Regions from separate parts of the Mus musculus genome. Here region 1 is linked to region 2. The links are chromatin loops, found by intact Hi-C in ENCODE. Cell type or tissue: heart. All regions are shown on one strand. Each heading gives the region's core, and the rest is flanking DNA. Links, peaks and the distances in the headings are about the cores only. Region 1 holds the start of Kbtbd13 (kelch repeat and BTB (POZ) domain containing 13). Region 2 holds the start of Pif1 (PIF1 5'-to-3' DNA helicase).

Region 1 (5,371 bases), core at 203-5,202, 190 kb before region 2:
TGGGCACAGGGAACCCCTGTAGCCGGCTGTGGCAAGTCCGCCACGAAGCTCCAGCAACCTGTGGCGGGATCATAGCACTCCACGGAGCTCATGGGTGTCCTCTGGAATTCGCCACCAATGGCATAGAGGCGGCCTTCGAAGCCAGCCAGCGCCATATCATAGCGCGGTTGGTGAGGGCTGGGGAATTCGCACCAGGTGCCACCCTCTGGGTCGTAACAGAAGCCTAGCTCCACTACTTCCTTGCTGGCACCACACACGCCACCCACGATGTAGAGCTTGTTGCCCAGGGTGGCCACACCCGCCAGCAGTGTGCTGGCCTCCAGGGGCAGCGCGGCCAGCGTGCGCCATGCGTCCTCTTCCTCGTCCAGGAAGCACATGGTGCGCGACGCATCCTCTAGGAAGCCCGGTGTGGGCGTGTGCGTGCTCACCGCCACGTAGGTGCTGGGTCGCAGCGCCGCCACGTAGGCTCGGGCCTCGGGCAGCTCCAGTTGTGCCACCAGCTCGTGCGACCCGTCGCGGATGAAGAGCGCAGCGCTGTGGAGCACGTCGCGCAGGCCGAAGGCGGCGGCCGCGTCGCACAAAAGCGAGCAGTTGTCCGACGTGACGCTGTGCTCCAGGAAGCGCGCGAGCGCGGGCGCCTGCAGGAACGCGGCGCACTCCACCGCCTGCAGCAACTCGTCCTCGGCCGCCAGCGCCGGCCGCTCTCCGCGCAGCACCCGCAGCGCCGTGCGGAAGCCGGAGGCGCTCAGCGCGCCCAGGCGCACCTCCGCGGCGCGCGCCTCCCGCATGCCAGAGCGGAAAAGCCCGCGGAAGAAGCCGCAGTGCTCCACCAGCAGCGACTGCTCCGCCTGGAAGAGTTGACCGTCCACCCACACCTGCACTGGGACCTCGGGGCCTGGGGGCATGATGAGCCAGAGGGGTGGAGGCTGCTGCCGCTGGGGGGCCTAGATTTGCCAGGGGCCACTGACTCTGGGGCTACCCCGGGGCGGGGAGGGGAAAAAAAAACTTCCCTGGGGGTTATAAATACCTTCCTGGCTAAAGATAGGATCTGCTCATGTGATGTGGCCCGCAGGCTTGGATAGCCTCCGAGCCCAGAGGGCATCTGGACACCTGTGTGGTCATTCAGTTCCGTTAAGAGACTAGTGACAGGGCCGAAGAGATGTTCAACAGGTTCTTGTCTAGAAGCCTGGTTGGCTTGGGTTCAACCTAGAACCTACATAAAGGTGGAAGGAGGAAACCCCCTTCACAAAGAGGACTCTGACCGCTGTATTCACTGGCGTTCATCCCACCTCCACAGAGACACAGATAACTTTTTTTTTTTTTTAAAGAATGAATTCCCACTGTGTTGTGGGCCTTACCAGGCCTGCTTTTAAAGATATCGTATTTAACTGACACTGTACTAAGCTGTATATACAACACATGTACCTCCTTGGCTCTGTTTCCTCGCCTTTAAAATAGGGCAAATAGAAACATCTACACACAGTATTAGGACAAATGCCATAAGGGTTCTGGATGAGGCCTGGAGAGTTTATATGACTTGGCTAAGGTCTTTCCGATGAGGACAAGCGTTCATCAGCTCAAAGGAGTGGGGAAGGCAGGTTGAAGGGAGAGACCAAAGAGGACCAAAATAAATGGGCAGCCTAGGAATCTCAGATATGTCTATGCTTATGCTTGCTGGATAGCCCAATCTATACCCCACTCCCATTTTGCCTGCATGTATGTAAATGCATCACAGACATGCCCTGGGCTTGAATACTGGAAGACGATTTCAGATCCCTTGGAAATGGAATTATGGGAATGGAAAAGAAAAAAGAAAAGAAATTATGGGAATAAAGTCCTGTCCTCTGGATGAAGAGCAAGGGTTTGCTCTTAATGTTGAGTGGTCTCCGCAGTTCCATCTCAACCTCTTTTTGAGCCCTTTCCTTTCATGTAACAGAGCATCCAGTGAGCCCTAGAGGTGGAAGTTGCCCCTCTCTTGGAATGGAAATGGGAAGCTAGTGTTGGTTTTCACTTGCCTGACCCCTCTGTGGCTGCCACTGTGGGTGATACGTACTTTGACTCCTAACCCTTGCGACATTCATGAGTAGTTACTCTGGCCCTCTGCCCAATATCCTTGGTGAATAGACAATCTCCACTTACTTCACAGCAACACTGTGAGCTGGATTTCTTCTCTAGATCATGTCTGATATATCCTAGGCTGGCTTCAAATTTGCTGTGCAGTAAGGATGAGCCTCCAACTTCCATCTCCCAAGTTCATGTGCCACTATGCCCAGTTTACGTGGTGCATGCTAAACAAGAAGTTTGCTTGCTGAGCCACACCACACAGCCCTGAACTAGATGCTGCTAACACCCCCATTTGCTAGATAAAGAGGCTAAACTAAGAAAGGGTTTAGCCCACGACCAGCAGGTGGCAGACTTGGGGCCAGAATGCAGCCAGTTTGTGTATGTGCCTTAACCGTGCTGCCCTGGTCCCTCCTGGACAGAATTCAGGGCAGTGAAAGGAACCCCAGGTTCACGAATTCCCAAGAAGACCTGGTGAAAAGTGTGAGAAAGAGATCTTGCCCAAGATCTTGCAGCTTGGGACAGACAGCCCCAGGCTCTCCTGCAGCCCTGGTACTTTTCCAACTGTCCACAGCTTTCCTGGTTGACCATCTAATACTCGGTCCCAAGATGTCAGATGAAAAGGAGTTTGATGACTGCCTTCTCCTTCCACTTCACTCTGGGGACCAGGCTTTGATAGGATGGTGTATCTGTGTGGGAAGTGTTCATCTGGCTCCTGGTTTGGGGATGGTGGTGGAACAGCTATGCATTACCAAAAAGGCAGCAGGAGGAGGGTAAGAGACTCCTCTTCCCTGTTAGGACACAGACATAGACCCCACAGATAAATCTGCAGACCCACAGCAAATGTGCTTCCCTTAAGGCACACTCTAGTTCACCCCATCAAAACAGGCCTGGGGTGTGGGGACCACTTGTGTGAGCCTGGGAAGCCGGAGGCCTGGAGGACACTGCCAGAAATATCTCAGATGCTCTGCCCCAGGGACCAGGCAGGAAGAGGGGAAGGAGATGGGGGTGGGGTGGGCAGAAATCCCGTGGGTACTATCCCAGGCCCTCTGCCAGTGTCTCTCCTTCCCTGAGACCAGACATTGGCTGGAAAGGCCCAGAATGTTCCAGGCAATAGGTATGACAACCCTTTCTTGGGGACAAGTGGACATTGCAGTGTCAGCTCTTTACCTGTATCCTTGTTAGGCCTTAGTGACAGGCAGAGTGTCTGGGAGGCGTCCAGATGAAGGGGGCTTTTCCTCAGTGTGGGACTTGACTGAACTGTCTACTGGCCCTATAGGCTATTCCCCCTCTAGACTGGCATCATCTCTCTACCTGCCTAGCCTTGCCTCAGAAGGGAGAGGGGCTAGAGAAAGCAGATTGTCAGGCCAGGGCTGCTGCATAGCTGCCATCAGCTAGCCTGTTTCTGACACCTAGCAGAAGACAGGCAGAGCCAAATAGAACCACCATCGGCTTCTACTAAGAGCAGGAGGCAAAAATCACAAAACCCTTCTAGACTGACGCTTATTCTCCAATCCATAACCTCCCAAGTCAAGACCTCTTGAGTGGGTGGAGGCTCATGCACACACCCTGTTTCCACCTTCCACAGCCTGATGATGGGGAGGGGTCCACATAGGGTAGAGATCATGGTTCTGCATCTGAGCTGAGTGAGGCTTTGCCCTTTGGTCCTACCCTCAGGGCCCCAGCTGGTGGTGTGTAGAGCTGGGAGTTTCCTCCTCCCAGATCCTGAGTGGCCCTCTGGGAGATGGAGAGGACAAGGAACCGTCTTGGCTGAGGGCAGCCCACAGAGTTCCCAGGCCCTGCCTGATCCTTGTCTGACCTCTAACAAACCCCCCTCTCCAGTTTGCACTCCCCACACTGAGAGAGATGGGGGTAGGGACAAAAGGCAGGCAGGCATCAGGCTCTGAGCCTTGGAGGAGCACAGACCTAAGCCTTATTCGTATCTGCAGCTACATGGTCAGCACCCAGTAGGGTCTTTACCACCCCTCCTTTTTTTTTTTTAAATTAAAAAATGTTTAAAAGATATATTTAGTGGCTGAAGAGATGGCTCAGTGGTTAAGAGCACTGACTGCTCTTCAGGAGGTCCTGAGTTCAAATCCCAGCAACCACATGGTGGCTCACAACCATCTGTAATGAGATCTGATGCCCTCTTCTGGTGTGACTGAAGACAGCTACAATGTACTTACATATAATAAATAAATACATCTTTTTAAAAAAAAGATGTATTTATTTAATTTTTAAAAAGATTTTATTTATTTTATGTATGAGTACACTGTAACTGTACTTACATATAATAAATGTACTTATATATAATAAATAAATACATCTTTTTTTAAAAAGATGTATTTATTTAATTTTAAAAAAGATTTTATTTATTTTATGTATGAGTACACTGTAGCTGTCTTCAGACACCAGAAGAAGGCATCAGATCCCATTACAGATGGTTGTGAACCACCATGTGGTTGCTGGGATTTGAACTCAGGACTTCTGGAAGAGCAGTCAGTGCTCTTAACCACTGAGCCATCTCTCTAGCCCTATTTATTTAATTTTTATGTGTATGAATATTTTGCCTGAATGTATGTATGTGTACCATATGAATGCCTGGTGCCTGCAGAGGCCAGGTGTCAAATTCCCTGGGACTGGTGTTACAGATGGTTGTGAGCCACTAGGTGGGTGATGGGAACCAAAACTGAATCTTCTTTTAAAAGAACAATACGTAACTGCTCAGTCACCTCTCTAGCAGGGTCTGTTCAGTGGAATCCTGAACCCCAACCTATTGGAATCCCTAGTGAGCCACGGGAAATCCAGATTCTGTCCCAGAAGAGCACTGCCTGATGGGAGGAGACAGACATAACTCTTGTCTTGGGAGAAAACACCCTATGGTCTGATGGTGGAGCCTCTTTCCAGCTGTAGTGAAGACAGTACACGGGGCAGGGAGTACCTTGCAGCTCCTGGAGTTGGGAAAAGGATGCTTACCTGGGCCTTCAATGCTCTGTGGCCACCAATTTGCCAAAGCTACACAGCCTCTCCAGTCCTCAGTTCCACTACTGTGGAGTGGGATTTGCCAATGACTTCTAAGGTTCTACTAGGTTTTGATATTGTGAAGCACCACAGAGCAACAATAGAAGGCATGTTGTGCTGTGACCCAGGAGAAGATGCCACAGAGTTCCCAACAGCTTAGCTTTATGTGCAATTGCTTGTGGGTATCTTGGCACCAGGAAAGACTTACAAGTCCTACACTCCTCACCTGTTCATCCCTTACCTACTTTGCACATCTACTGAACACTGGCCGCATGCCCATTGCTGGGCC
Region 2 (5,371 bases), core at 253-5,252:
ACAACCAGGGATGTTGGCATCATGTATTCCTAGCTCTTAAGAGGCATAGGCAGGAGAATTGCTCGTATAAGACTACCCAGGGCTGTATCATAGCATGTCCTAGGCCAGCCTGAACTCTCTAGCAAGACCCTGTCTCAAAACCCAAAAGAAGCTACAGGCAGAGGCAGGCAACTCTCTGAGTTCCAGGTAAAGTTAGCCTACAGAGTGAGTTTCAGGACAGCCAGGGCTACACAGAGAAATCCTGTCTTGAAAAAACAAAACGTGAGTGTGTGTGTGTGTGTGTGTGTGTGTGTGTGTGTGTGTGTGTGTTAGAGAAAGAGACAGACAGAGACAAGGTACAAATGTGGAGGTCAGAGGACAACTTAGAAGAGTAGGTTCTATCCATCCATCCACCAAATGGGTCTGTAGGATCAAATTTAGGTTGTCAGGCTTGGTGGCAGGTGCCTTTAACTGCTGAACGATCACTTGGGCTCTACGGTAAAGTTCTTTTAACCTTTCTGCATTATATTTTCTTGAATATTTTCATAATAAAATGTTAGGGCACAAGGGTCTGAGAATAAGAATTATAAATTTGGGCTGGAGAGATGGCTCAGTGGTTAAGATCACTGACTGCTCTTCCAAAGGTCCTGAGTTCAATTCCCAGCAACCACATGGTGGCTTACAACCACCCGTAATGAGATCTGATGCCCTCTTCTGGTGCATCTGAGGACAGCCACAGTGTACTTACATATAATAATATTTAAATCTTTATATTTAAAAAAAGAATTATAAATTTTTGGAGGCAGAGGCAGGCAGATTTCTGAGTTCAAGACCAGCCTGTTCTACAGAGTGAGTTCCAGGACAGCCAGGGCTACACAGAGAAACCCTGTCTCGAAAAAGCCAAAAAAGAAGGAAAGAAAAAAAGAAAGAATTATAAATTTTTATCTCAGTAAATACAGAGTTTTTATGTGATGTTGTGAATAGCTTTTAAATTTTTAATATTTATTTAAACATATATGCATATGCACACACATCTATATGTTCATAGAGTTTTTCCTACATGTTTGAATGTGTGTACCAGAAGGTGTTAGATCTCCTGGAACACAAGGTTGTGAGTCACTGTACTAGCTGAAAACAAATGGTCTTAACCTGTGAGCCATTCCTCCAGTTCCAACGAAAACATTTTCAGGATTAGAGAGATGGCTCAGCAGTAAAGAGCACACATGGGTCTTGCAGAGATCTCCAAGTCCCAGACCCCACGTGGTGGTTCACAAGCATCAGTTTCAGGAGGTTCAACAGGCACACAAGTGGAGCACATGCAGGCAAAACATTCATACACATAAAGTAAAATAATTCTTAACAATTCTTATAATTCTTATTTTGAATATCAAATTTGAGGGCTGTACACTCTGATCCTCAGCGCTGACTGGCCACAGTGGTAGATGCATGGAATTGTAACATTTAGGTGGAGGCAGAAAGATCAGAAACTCAATGTTATGTCCCTGAGAGTAGCAACTTAGAGATATTTGAGGCTAGCCTTGGATATATGATATCTTGGAGGGAAGAGGGGGAGGGGAAAGAAAGAAGAAAGAAAGAAAGAATGAATGAATTTAGTTTGTAGTGGCTATTATTATCTGTAAAATGAGGTGACTGGACCCACCCAGAAGATCCCTTCCAGCTATGTAATTTCAAACTTCAGTGAAGGAAAAATAATAATTAAAAGTAAGTTTTCAAAGCTGGATCTTGTCAAGTGCTTATAGTCACAGCTATTTAGGGAGCTGAAGGAGGATCCCTTAAGGCCAGGAATTTTTAAAACCAGCCTACACGGATTTCTGAGTTCGAGGCCAGCCTGGTCTACAAAGTGAGTTCCAGGACAGCCAAGGCTACACAGAGAAACCCTGTCTCGAAAAACCAAAAAAAAAAAAAAAAAAAAAAAAAAAAGCCTATAAAATGTAACAAGGCCCCAACTGAAAAAGATAAATTCTCGGAGTGGTCAAAGCAACCAGAGGAGTAAGAATTCCCTGAGAACAAGGACTAACTGGCTTCCTTTATAACCACTGGACATCTGTAGTCTCAGCAGGGTAAAAGACAAGGGGGCAGAGAAGGGCAAAGAATTAGGGAACAGGGAAGCGGACTTGGCTGGCCCAGGGAATGACCTGAACAGGAGCCAGTGGTTCGTTCTGTGGGTGGGAACAGGGTCTCCCCAAAGCCAAGCACAGTCATGTGGTGGTGGTAGAATGAGAAAAGCAGACAGCGTAAATTGAAGGGTTCTCAAATCTTTAGAGCCGCCTTGGGTAACAATACGCCACGCGCCACGGAGCCGCAGCCCCATCCCTACCCCACCACGCCCACTCGTGGAACTCTAAAACGCACCCAAGACCAAACACAAAAAGCCTGCTTCTGGTTAACTGTCCTCAGAGAGTTGGAAAGACGAAGAAACGCCGGCCCGTAGACACGCCCCCGCCCCTGTCCCTGATTGGCTAGAGAATTTAAAGACCAGGCCGGTGATAGGGTGGTTTTTCTATTCCTAGTATTTGAATGTTCTTCCTGCTGAAGCTTTCTGCCGGCCGGTTCAGATCAGCTTTTTCATCTGAAAGCAACGAGTCTATCGGATCCTTGAGGTGGGAGGCAAAGAACGCGATTATTTTAGTGATCCTCGCTGGGAGAGGTACAGATTCGTGGGTCAGACGGAGGGACAATGGATTCCTGGGCCTGGAGGTTCCAGACATTCCCTAATCATTTACCCTTTCCAAAGCACTGGAACCACACTGACCCTGATACCTACTAATTGGTTATTGAAGGGGGTGTGCAAGTCTCAGCCTGTTTTCACTTCCAGCCAGTCTCTTTCCCATCGCCCAACGTGTGATTATTGTTCTGCTTCCTGGGTAGAAGTCCCTAACGAGTCCCCTGTTGGCCTGGGTGAGTCTCCTCAACAAGCTTCTTTTCTGAGCAGGAACACCTTTCTAATGTGGACATTGCAGGACAATCGCTCGCGAATCCTAAGTGCATGTGACCCCACCTTCCAGCAGCAGAGGACGTTTCTCCTCGCTCCAGAGTGCTTGGAATATCTTGGTGGCACCTTCTGTTACCAGTGACAACCTGTTGACACTAAGAGGTCTGGACAGGATTTCCCGTCACCGCAGCCATACCACCTATTACATCTCGATTTTCTGTGACTTATGCGCTCCGGTCTCTGCACGCCTGCAGAGGCATTGGAGATGCCTTCTAGCACAGAGGCGGCGACCGATGAATGTGACGATGCGGAGCTCCGGTGCCGGGTAGCCGTGGAGGAGCTGAGTCCTGGAGGGCAACCTCGCAAGCGCCAGGCCCTGCGCGCCGCAGAGCTGAGCCTAGGTCGAAACGAACGACGTGAGTTAATGCTGCGACTGCAGGCACCGGGACCCACGGGGCGGCCACGCTGTTTCCCGCTACGCGCCGTGCGCCTCTTCACCCGCTTCGCTGCGACTGGGCGCAGCACGTTGCGGCTCCCCACCGATGGAGTCCCTGGAGCTGGCTCAGTGCAACTGCTCCTCTCCGACTGTCCCCCGGAGCGCTTGCGCCGCTTCCTGCGCACGCTGCGCCTGAAGCTGGCGGTTGCCCCTGGGCCGGGACCCGCCTCTGCCCGCGCACAGTTGCTCGGCCCGCGGCCCCGAGACTTTGTCACCATCAGTCCAGTGCAGCCAGAGGAACTGCAGCGTGCTGCAGCCACCAAGGCTCCAGATTCTGCGCTGGAAAAGCGGCCAATGGAATCCCAGACTAGTACGGTGAGAACCAAAAAGGGAGTGTGGGCGAGCTATTATTGAGGATCGAAGAAACCCTGGAGGCCCAAGGTTGGGGGAAGATAGTCAGGAGTATTAAGGAGACAGCTGGTGATTTGAAATGCCCATCGTACCTTATTTGAATATGATGGTGAGGTGTAAATCATCCATGCTTACCCACCAGTAAGTCCCAAGATTAGATAAGCTGAGAACAGGAAACTAGGATCCTGGCCACATCCAAAGAAATAGCGGCGGAGGAGACAAGACAAAAACTTAGAGGAAAGAACGGGTATTAAGTCCCAGAAGAGAGGAACTTTGGGAAATAATAGAAAGGGATCAGGGGCAGGCAATCGTCCAATCACCTGAGGAGAAAACCATCAGGTGGATCTGACGGAGCTTTTAGATTCGATCGGGTGTGGTCACCAATCTAAGATGCCTGACACTGAACTGATGAAAAGCCAGAAATGAAGTCTGGTATCTGTCGGGACTAAGTTCGGATGACCCAAGCCTGCTCAAAGTTCCAAGTGACGTCAAGAGCACAGCAAAGGGCTGTTTTGCAGTGCATACAGACCAAGCAGCATGGCAGGAGGTTCTGACACAGCCCTGTTCCTCCCAGGAAGCTCCAAGGTGGCCCCTGCCTGTGAAGAAGCTGCGCATGCCCTCCACCAAACCGAAGCTTTCTGAAGAGCAGGCCGCTGTGCTGAGGATGGTTCTGAAAGGCCAGAGCATTTTCTTCACTGGGAGCGCAGGTAATAGAGCAGGAATAAGGTGGTGGGCAGCCCTAGGGGGGAGCAGGCAGGCAACTCTGACTTTGCCTACTACCCAGGGACAGGAAAGTCCTACCTGCTGAAACATATCCTGGGTTCCCTGCCCCCTACTGGTACTGTGGCCACTGCCAGCACTGGGGTGGCAGCCTGCCACATTGGGGGCACCACCCTTCATGCCTTTGCAGGTAAGTGTGAGCCCTTGGGCTTGGGGTAAGAGCAAGCCAGACCTGTGGCAAAGGAGGGAGAGATGAGGGGGGCTGGGATTTCAGCCCAGACTGAATTGCGTCACTCATAGGCATCGGCTCAGGCCAGGCTCCCCTGGCCCAGTGCATGGCCCTGGCCAATCGGCCAGGTGTGCGGCAGGGCTGGCTGAACTGCCAACGTTTGGTCATTGACGAGATCTCCATGGTGGAGGCAGACTTCTTTGACAAGTTGGAAGCTGTGGCCAGGTCAGTACGGACGGCAAGGGCAGTCACTGAGACCTGAGTCTGGTTATTTCCTCCAAGGGGTTTGCCCACCGAGCATCCGTCTCTAAAGCACTCCCTGCTCCCATCCAGAGCTGTCCGGCAACAGAAGAAGCCATTTGGAGGGATCCAGCTCATCATCTGTGGGGACTTCCTACAGTTGCCACCAGTGACCAAAGGCTCCCAGCAGCCTCAGTTCTGCTTTCAGGTACTGGTCACACCCTAACCCTGACCTCTGCTTGTGGGGGACTTACATCCCGATTCTGATCCTATGCTTGTGGGGGAGTCTCCTCTGATCCCTGACTCACCCCTGTCCTTTCCCCACCAGGCCAAGAGCTGGAGGAGGTGTGTGCCTGTGATTCTGGAGCTGACTGAGGTGTGGAGGCAAGCAGACCAGACCTTC

Evidence for each region. Peaks named below come from ENCODE experiments on the same cell type or tissue, not always from the same donor. Only the 100,000 strongest peaks of a DNase experiment are listed, where the experiment ranks them.
Region 1: it touches region 2 in a loop (2.9-fold over the local background); 1 of 42 quality-filtered maps calls a loop at or near these places.

The regions. Positions count from the first base shown.
Region 1 is chr9:65,390,748-65,396,118 of GRCm38, forward strand. It overlaps Kbtbd13 (kelch repeat and BTB (POZ) domain containing 13), which reads right to left and starts at 905. Exons shown (of 1, transcript NM_028974.1): 1 at 1-905. The coding sequence starts at 905. In heart, for the core only: a CTCF peak has its summit at 2,404 (motif pointing right); DNase peaks (open chromatin) are centred at 1,014, 2,444, 3,054, 3,814 and 1 weaker place; H3K4me3 peaks cover 1,081 bases; H3K27ac peaks cover 1,023 bases; H3K27me3 peaks cover 2,187 bases.
Region 2 is chr9:65,584,652-65,590,022 of GRCm38, forward strand. It overlaps Pif1 (PIF1 5'-to-3' DNA helicase), which reads left to right and starts at 2,523. Exons shown (of 12, transcript NM_172453.5): 1 at 2,523-3,743; 2 at 4,354-4,486; 3 at 4,564-4,689; 4 at 4,800-4,953; 5 at 5,062-5,176; 6 at 5,297-5,371. The coding sequence starts at 3,198. In heart, for the core only: no CTCF peak of the experiment used is centred there; a DNase peak (open chromatin) is centred at 2,450; H3K4me3 peaks cover 3,006 bases; H3K27ac peaks cover 2,602 bases.